Linked DNA regions of Homo sapiens: all the other regions are linked to region 3. The links are chromatin contacts, found by Hi-C or POLR2A ChIA-PET in ENCODE. All regions are on one chromosome and are shown on one strand. Each heading gives the region's core, a stretch centred on a gene start or an enhancer-like site at or near the end of the contact. The rest is flanking DNA. Distances are from core to core; before and after follow the strand shown.

Region 1 (2,700 bases), core at 168-2,667, 380 kb before region 3:
TTGTTGTTGTTTGTTTGCTTTTCTGTTTTGAGCCAGAGTTTTGCCCTGTCACTCAGGCTGGAGTGCAATGGAGCAGTTTTGGCTCACTGCAACCTCTGCCTCCTAGGATCAAGTGATTCTCCCATCTCAGCCTACCGAGTAACTGGAATTACAGGTGCCCGCCACCATGCCTGGCTAATGGTTGTATTTTTAGTAGAGACAGGGCTTCATGATGTTGGCCAGGCTGGTCTTGAACTCCTGACCTCAGGTGATCCAACCGCCTCGGCCTCCCAAAGTGTTGGGATTACAGGCGTGAACCACCGCGCCCAGCCTTTTTTTGTTGTTGTTTTGTGAGATGGAGTCTCGCTCTGTTGCCCAGGCTGAAGTGCAATGGTGCAATCTCAGCTCACTGCAACCTCTGCCTCCCGGGTAAAAGCAATTCTCCTGTCTCAGCCTCCCGAGTAGCTGGGATTACAGGCACACACCACCATGCCCAGCTAATTTTTGTATTTTTAATAGAGACGGGGTTTTACCATGTTGGTCAGGCTGGTCTCAAACTCCTGACCTCAGGTGATCCACCTGCCTTGGCCTCCCAAAGTGCTGGGATTACAGGTGTGAGCCACCGCACCTGGTCACAATGTAACCATTTTTAAGTGCACAGTTCGGTGTCATTAAGTATATTCACATTCTTGTGCAAACCTCACCACTATCCATCTCCAGACTTTCTCCTCTTCCCAAACGGAAACTTTGTACCCACTAAACAACTCCCCATCCCCTTCTCCCAGCAGCCCCTGGCAACCACCATTCTACTTCCTGTCTCTATTAATTTGACTCCTCCAGGTACCTCATATAAGTATAATCATACAATATTCATCCTTTTGTGACAGGCATGTTTTACTTATCATAACATCCTCAGTGTTTATTCATGTTGCAGCATGTCTCAGAATCTCTTCTCTTTTTAAGGTTGGATAATATTCTATGATATGGATACCTCACATTTTGTTATATTAATCCACTGAGGGACACTGGGGTTGCTTCCACCTTTTGACTACTGTGAATAACGCTGCTTTAGACATTACTGTACAAGTATCTATTTGAGATTCTACTTTCGATTCTTTTGAGTACATCCCCAGAAGTGGAATTACTGGATCATATGGTAATTCTATGTTTAACTTTCTAAGGAATGGCCTTTTTATAGCAAGAAAGGGTTCTAGGGTGTGGGGGGTGGTGAGGAGGAGGGATGGTAGTTCCGAGAATCGAGATTACTTCAACATTCGTAAGAACCTCAAGGATGGTAGGTTGGAGGGATCTGAAAGTTAGTGTAGCACAGCTGCCTTCTAACACCTACAGACTCACTTCTGTGCGGCTTCCTTCTAGGGCTGAAATGCTCTGAGGTCTCCCTGTGCTGCCTTTACCTCTCGTGGCCACAGAGATAACATGAATCTGTCTGCTTTGTGACAGCCCTCAGGCCTCGGAAGACAGCTTTCTTGTCTCCCTGTCTTTTGTCTTCTAGAGAAAGCTTTGGGCTTTAATTTTTTTTTTTTTTTTTTTTTTTTTTTTGGTAGAGACAAGGTCTTGCTATGTTGCCCAGGCTGGTCTCAAACTCAAGGCCTCAAGTGATTCTCCTGCTTAAGCCTTCCAAAGTGCTGAGATTACTGGCATGAGCCACCATGGCCAGCCTGCTGTTTTTTAACTGTTCCTCCTATGACTCAGTTTTAAGACTCCTTATCCTAGGTACTCTCTGAATGAGTTAATTTCTGTACAATACTTATAAGAGTGGTACTCTAAGCGGAATGAAATACCCCTGGCAAAGTCCAAGCAGCATGGCCTAGAGAGAGTTTATCACTTCCTTTATTCTAAAGCGGGGCATCAAATGACTGCTTGGGCAGGGCAGGGAACAGAAAGGTGCAAGTCAGGCCTCTATGAGACAGCTGGGATGGGTAAAACCCAGGGTTAAATGGGAAGCATGTTGGCTTGCAAAGGTATTTACCTGGACAACAACAGCAGCCCCAACCAAAGAGAGGATTTACCCTAAGAAGAAACCATCCAGCCCACTGTTTCCTTTATTTTTTGATAGGTAGGTAAAAGGTGGATGAAGGACTGCAACCATCACAATGTGGCCTCATATGGAGCTTGCTTTCAACTAAAACCCTGAACACCTTTTCCCACAAGTGCTGCAAAATACCTCCCACCTATTCTTTACTCAAACCATTGATGTTTTCGACTCAACGGCAGGGCCTGACATGGCACTGACCTCTACTAAATGCCATGTTAGAATGATCTCATCTCTTTAACCCTTCAAGACTTGTCTAGTCTTATTCTGCCATCCTGTGTATTTAGTCCATCTCCCAACTTTATATCTTAGCTTGTCAATGCTTCTTAGCAATGATGAAGGAATTTTAGGAGCTTAATTGACTTTTTCAGTCCTCTCCATAAATTAGTGTGGTATGTACCACCTCAGCTGGACAGTTGCTCTTATATCTTTCATATTGAGCTGATTTCTGAACTCTCCCAAACAGCCAAGCATAGAATGAAGCCTTGTGAAGGATCACAACTTGAAGTCTGTCTTCCACTTCACAACTTCCCATAACTTCTGACATATTTTTAATATGCCATTCTCTCTTCTCTAATAAGAATGGCAGACACCCTGTGAGTAGGCTATAATATTTAATGAGTTACTATGTTTGCCTGTGGATATTTTTAAAGGAATACAGTAACTCT
Region 2 (2,700 bases), core at 70-2,569, 340 kb after region 3:
CAGAGCAACACCTTGTCTGAAAGAAAATAAGAACAAAGTCAAATCCTATTTTGCCACTCAAACTATTGGATGATTTAACTAGTAATCTTTTATTACCCTGAGAGTCAATTTAACAAATATTCACTATGTACAGCTAATAGAGACACAGCATACATGATGAATAAAACATAATCCTTACTGTCTTGCCTTTACATCTAAAGAGACTGTAACTAACACTAAAGCAGACCAAAAATGATTATAGTAAGTACCATGGGGGCTTGGGAAAATATCCCTATTGTAAATAGCAAAGAATTTTTTTTTTTTTTTTTTTGAGCCAGGGTCTGCCGCTTAGGCTGGAGTGTAGTGATGCGATCACAGCTTACTGCAGCCTCGACCTTCCAGGGCTCAAGGGATCCTCTTGCCCGAGCCTCTCAAAGTGCTGGGACTACAGGCGCCGAGCGCGAAGGTGCCCGTCTAATTTCTTTTCTGTAGAGAATAAGTCTCGCTAGATCGACCAGGCTGGTTCAAACTCCTAGTCCTCACGCAATCCTCCCACTTCGGCCTCCAAATGTGTTAGGATTACAGGCGAGCCACCGCACCTGGCTGCAAAGAAATACTAAGTTAGACAGTATCTGAGGTAGGCCTTGAAGGATGGACATTATTTTGCAGAAGGGGAAAGAGGAGGGCAATTACAACAGAGGGGACAGGAATAACAACTGTAGAGGCAGTGGAGAAAGCAGGCTAGAATGTCAGGGGCTGGAGGGAGATGAGTCTGGGAAGACGGGCTGAGAACACCTTGAAGCGTTTTGAATGCCAAGTATCTACTTTTCCAGGTAGAATAGCAGGTCCGCATTACAATCTTTCGAATTGTATGTTGACGTGACTCGTTAGAGTTGTGGTTTTTATTTTGGAATAATGTCATGTTTCAGACAAGTTGCAAGAAGAGTACAAAGAATTCCTTTGTACTCTTCACAGCGATTAGCAAATTGTAAACACCCCACTGCGTTCACCCCTAACCGCATTTCTTGCCAAACCTCCCTCCCTCCTTTTCAACAAGTCAGTATTCTACGTGTTTCTCTCTCGGCTTGGGTGGACACCCCGCTCCTAGCCTGGCTGATTCTTCACACTGCAGGCTTCAACCACTCCCAGAAGACGTCCTTCACTCCCAAAATGAGGCTTTTCTGAAACGGCGAGGACCACCAACCGACGGCGACAAACCTGCTCCCTCACCCAGCGCCTCCCTTCGCCGCCGCCCGGCGGCCGACTGCCGGAGGGGAGGGGGCGTGGCCAGAGAGCGGAAGTGCCCGGAACCCGGAAGTGCGAGCTGGCGCGCAGCTGCAGTCTGGGAGTCTTTGGAGTAAGAATGGCCTTGGAAGGGATGAGCAAACGGAAGAGAAAGAGAAGTGTCCAGGAGGGGTGAGTGGCGCGCGGCACGAGTACCTGGGGAGGGATGTTGTACGTTCCCTCGTGCTGGCGAAGCGGTGGTGCGTGGCGTGGCTGAGTTTCTGTCGTCCATTTCTAGAGAGAATCCTGACGACGGCGTTCGCGGGAGTCCGCCGGAAGACTACAGGCTTGGACAGGTCGCCAGTAGCTTATTTCGCGGCGAACACCATTCCAGAGGTGGCACCGGTCGGCTGGCGTCCCTCTTCAGTTCTCTGGAGCCCCAGATTCAACCCGTGTACGTGCCTGTGCCTAAAGTAAGTCACTGGGCTTTCTTCCCGAATAGCTCGTTAGAACCACTTACATACAAAGCAATCTTCTTACCTACCGCGTGAAGCGTGATTTCTAAAGGGGGCAGACAGGATTCATTTTAAGTAACCTTTCATGACTCTTACATACCAGTGAGAGAGAAGAGATTCTCATTTAGAAAGACTGAATTATGGCTTAGGGTCAGAATTCTAGAAGTATGGGGTCTCAAATATAACTTCAAACTTTTAAAAAGCAAACCATCAAAAAAACGAAACGGAATGAGGAGGAAGAAAGTACATCCCAGATTGAAAGACCACTTTCGCAAGAACCTGCCAAAAAAGTGAAAGCGAAGAAGAAACACACTAACGCAGAAAAAAAGTTGGCAGACAGGTTGGTAAAATTCTCTTATTTGATGTTAAAGAAATTAGATGGTAAATTAACATTCCTATACTTGGAATATTCGTCAGTTTTATTTCATATTTCTACTTTCTTTCAAAACTTTTATTATGGAAAATCCAGTACATATAGAAAAGTTGAAAAGGCTAAGAAACCCCGTGTACTCAGCATCAGCAATTACTAATATTTGGCTAACCTTTTTGTATTTTTACCCCACTCATATACCCCCTCATTATTTGTTTTTGTTTGTTTTGAGATGGAGTCTTGATGCCACGCCCAGGCTGCAGTAGAGTGCAGTGATCTCAGCTCACTGCAACCTCCGCTTCCCAGGTTCAAGCGATTCTCCTGCCTCGGCCCTGAGTAGGTGGGACTACAGGCCTGCGTCACCATGCCCAGCTAATTTTTGTATTTTTAGTGGAGACAGGGTTTCACCATGTTGGCCAGGCAGGTCTGGAACTCCTGACCTCAAGCGATCTGCCCACCTCGGCCTCCGAAAGTGTTGAGATTACAGGTGTGAGCCACCTCGCCCAGCTACCACCTCATTATTTGGAAGCAAAATGAAAATTTATGTTTCATCTATAAATATTTCAGCATGTATATAAAAGAATTTGGTTTGCGTTTCTTTTTTTTTTTTTG
Region 3 (2,700 bases), core at 76-2,575:
TCTGTCATCCAAGACTTTTTTTCAATAATACAGTCACCTTCTGTTTCCACACTTGTGGAAACTTAAAAAAAAAAAAAAAAAAACCGCGGCCGAGCGCGGTGGCTCACGCCTGTAATCCAAGCATTTTGGGAGGCCGAGGCGGGCGGATCACCTGAGGTCAGGAGCTGGAGACCAGCCTGGCCAACATGGCGAAACCTCGTCTCTACAAAAAAAATACAAAAATTAGCTGGGCGCAGTGGCGGGCGCCTGTAATCCCAGCCACTCAGGAGGCTGAGGCAGGAGAATCGCTTGAACCCAGGAGGCGGAGGTTGCAGCGAGCCGAGATCGCGCCATTGCACTACAGCTTGGGTGACAGAGTGAGACTCCGTCTCAAAAACAAAAGCAGAAACAAAAACCGCCCCATAGCCCAGCCGCTCGTTCTCATCCTTCTCTCCCATCCTCACCCCAGTGCCTTCACCGCCCCGTCCCCGCTTTCCGGCTGCCTCGGCGCGGGCCTGGTGGGCCAGGAGGGCTCCCACCCGGGGCAAAGCCTCAAGACGCGGGGCCGGCGTTCTCCCTGGAAGGCTCGCTGCGGCCACCCTTCCCCAGGTCCCCGGAGCCCACGTTCTCCCAGCTCGCCCGGCTCCCGTTTCGCTCCCAGCTCCAGTATGAACCCGGAGCACGTGCAGTTCTACCCTGATTGGCTCGTCATCATCGTGTTCCACAGCCTAGTCCCCAGCTCGCTGTCTGTCACCCTGCGTTCCCAGAGCACAGAACCGGGCAAAGAGCCGGGAACCCACGGCACCAGAGCTAATCCCTGATGAGTCACCGCTCCAGGCGCGGACACTCGGGCTTCCTCGCCCCACTCTACGGGCCAAGGAGACGTCAGCAGGATCCCACCTCCCACAGCAGTCGAGCAAGAGAGCACGCGGAACAAAGGAGCTCTGCGTGATTTCACACAAGAGCCACTCGGATTTCCTTCAAATCTGAGGCAAAGCGCATTTCCCTTCGCGGCTCCGGGCAGCCTCCGAGCACCGGGTCTCCGGCACTACCTCCCCTGGGCCGTGGGGTGGCAGCAAACGTCAAGGGGGATGCGCATGCTCTGTGTGGGGCCTCGCCCTTCGCCCCCGCGGCCGCCGAGTGACGGAAGCGCGTGCTTAGGCTCATGGGAAATGTGGTTTCTAAACCGCGGGCGCCCCCTGCCTGGGCCCAGAGCGGGACTTCAGCTCCCGGCCGGCTGGCTGGCGCGTGTGGAAACGCGGGAGGAGAGGGCGGGGCGAGTGGGAGAAAAGGTGGGCGGAGCCGGTGGGAAGGCCAGGCGGAGGGGGCGGGGCTTCGGCCGGCTAAGCCGCGGCCACCCGCGGTCTGAGGGACCGGAGGAGCGGGGCCGGGAGCTGCGAGGAGCCCCCCAGACGTCGCCGAGCGCGAGGGCGGGCGTGCTCGGAGTGGTCGCTCGTCAGCCGCCGCCCCTCAGTCTCCGCACTTGCAGGTCCCCTCCCTCTCCGCCGGGACGCGGGAGAGCCCGGCTCGCGGCGGGGGCGGCCAATGCGAAACTGGCTGGTGCTGCTGTGCCCGTGTGTGCTCGGGGCCGCGCTGCACCTCTGGCTGCGGCTGCGCTCCCCGCCGCCCGCCTGCGCCTCCGGGGCCGGCCCTGCAGGTGAGGTCCTGGGGCCGGGCGGGTTGGCGGCCGCCGGGGGGGTGGGAGGCCCGGCTTGGTGCCGCGGGGCTTCGCCGGGAATTGTTGGAGGCGGGGGAAGGGCCAAACGCGACGGTCCCCAGACGAAACAAACGGCTCTTTTCATCCTTGGAGCGTTAACATCGGGCAAACTTGAGGGAGCTTTTCTCTTTTCGTGTCCCCGCCTCTTCTCACTTCCCCGTTTCCCTTAACGCCCGCAGAGCCGGCGCCCGCAGTTGCAAGTCCTTCGCCTGTCCCCAGGCCTGGTTAGTGATGTCCGACGCCGCCCGTTCGCCCGGGAGCGGAACCTCGTGTGCCCTTCAGCCGCCAGCGCTTTCTGCTTTGGGAGCTCTGGCTCTGAAGTTGTTTTCTTCCCCCCCAAGTTGTTGGTCTTTCTCGGTCAAGACTGGGGTTTTAGTGCCGTGGATAATGTGTGTGCGTGTTTTCAAAGGTGGCTCGGTTTTGCTTTTAAGGAATAACTTTGCTGTAAGAATATACTGTAGTTCGTATTCTTGGATTATGATGTAAGTCGGTTAAACAAATCTAGACATGAAATAGGGCATGGCCGAGAGTTGGAGTTGTTCCTGTGAGTTTGGATCGCATAACCTGCTAATGCAGTTTACATGGAAATATCAAATTCTTTAACGATCGTGTCCATTTGCTCTAAAACTTAATCTCTCGTAGGAATGAAACCTTTGTTCTTGTTTCGCGTCACAGCCTAATAGAATGCTTTACTTACGGTGCCCAGCGGATTGTTTTGTTAGTGGGTTCCACCACCCTGAACACTACTTTAGCTTTCCCTGTATCTCTTGTCTTCTTCTTTAAGGGCTTGCCCTAGAACATGAAAGAAACCTAGAAAGCTCTTTTAAATATTATGTAATACTTAATTTTGTAACTATACTGGGACTTTTTTCCCTTACCATCTCTCCCCAAAACAGCTGTTTTCTAATCCAAAAGTTCTTAAAATTAGAATTGAGTGTTTGCAGTTCAGCACTCTATGCCTTATAAGTAGAAAGTATTCGGCAATCCTCAAAACAGTCTCAGTT

Evidence for each region. Hi-C counts contacts between places; a loop is a spot of excess contacts on that map. ChIA-PET counts read pairs that join two places held with the same protein, here RNA polymerase II (POLR2A). Pooled maps may share reads with other maps.
Region 1: a loop to region 3 is called in a pooled map, with 4 times the contacts of the local background. The contact joins the enhancer-like site here to the promoter of B3GALNT2 in region 3. A Hi-C loop is called at or near these places in 1 of 37 single-sample maps with no recorded cell type and 7 of 50 pooled maps. POLR2A ChIA-PET finds 5 or more read pairs at or near these places in 6 of 52 experiments (BJ, Caco-2, PC-9 and 3 more).
Region 2: a loop to region 3 is called in a map of B cell, with 15 times the contacts of the local background. The contact joins the promoter of RBM34 here to the promoter of B3GALNT2 in region 3. A Hi-C loop is called at or near these places in 9 of 168 maps with a recorded cell type or tissue (B cell, CD4-positive, alpha-beta memory T cell, CD8-positive, alpha-beta T cell and 5 more), 14 of 37 single-sample maps with no recorded cell type and 22 of 50 pooled maps. POLR2A ChIA-PET finds 5 or more read pairs at or near these places in 17 of 52 experiments (CD4-positive, alpha-beta T cell, CD4-positive, alpha-beta memory T cell, HEK293 and 13 more).

Annotation. Positions count from the first base shown.
Region 1 is chr1:235,886,933-235,889,632 of GRCh38, reverse strand. No RefSeq gene overlaps it. Among named protein-coding and RNA genes, the nearest start is that of LYST, 21 kb to the right of the region's middle. Within about 2 kb of position 1,417, at least 5 of the 41 ENCODE cell types and tissues checked have a DNase peak (open chromatin) inside an H3K27ac peak, as active enhancers do.
Region 2 is chr1:235,159,869-235,162,568 of GRCh38, reverse strand. RBM34 (RNA binding motif protein 34) reads left to right here and starts at 1,319. Exons shown (of 11, transcript NM_015014.4): 1 at 1,319-1,395; 2 at 1,502-1,676; 3 at 1,922-2,058. The coding sequence starts at 1,343. RefSeq lists enhancers at 985-1,164, 866-2,065, 2,352-2,700.
Region 3 is chr1:235,503,077-235,505,776 of GRCh38, reverse strand. It overlaps B3GALNT2 (beta-1,3-N-acetylgalactosaminyltransferase 2), which reads left to right and starts at 1,325. Exons shown (of 12, transcript NM_152490.5): 1 at 1,325-1,636. The coding sequence starts at 1,525. RefSeq lists enhancers at 727-846, 547-1,223 and a silencer at 1,157-1,796.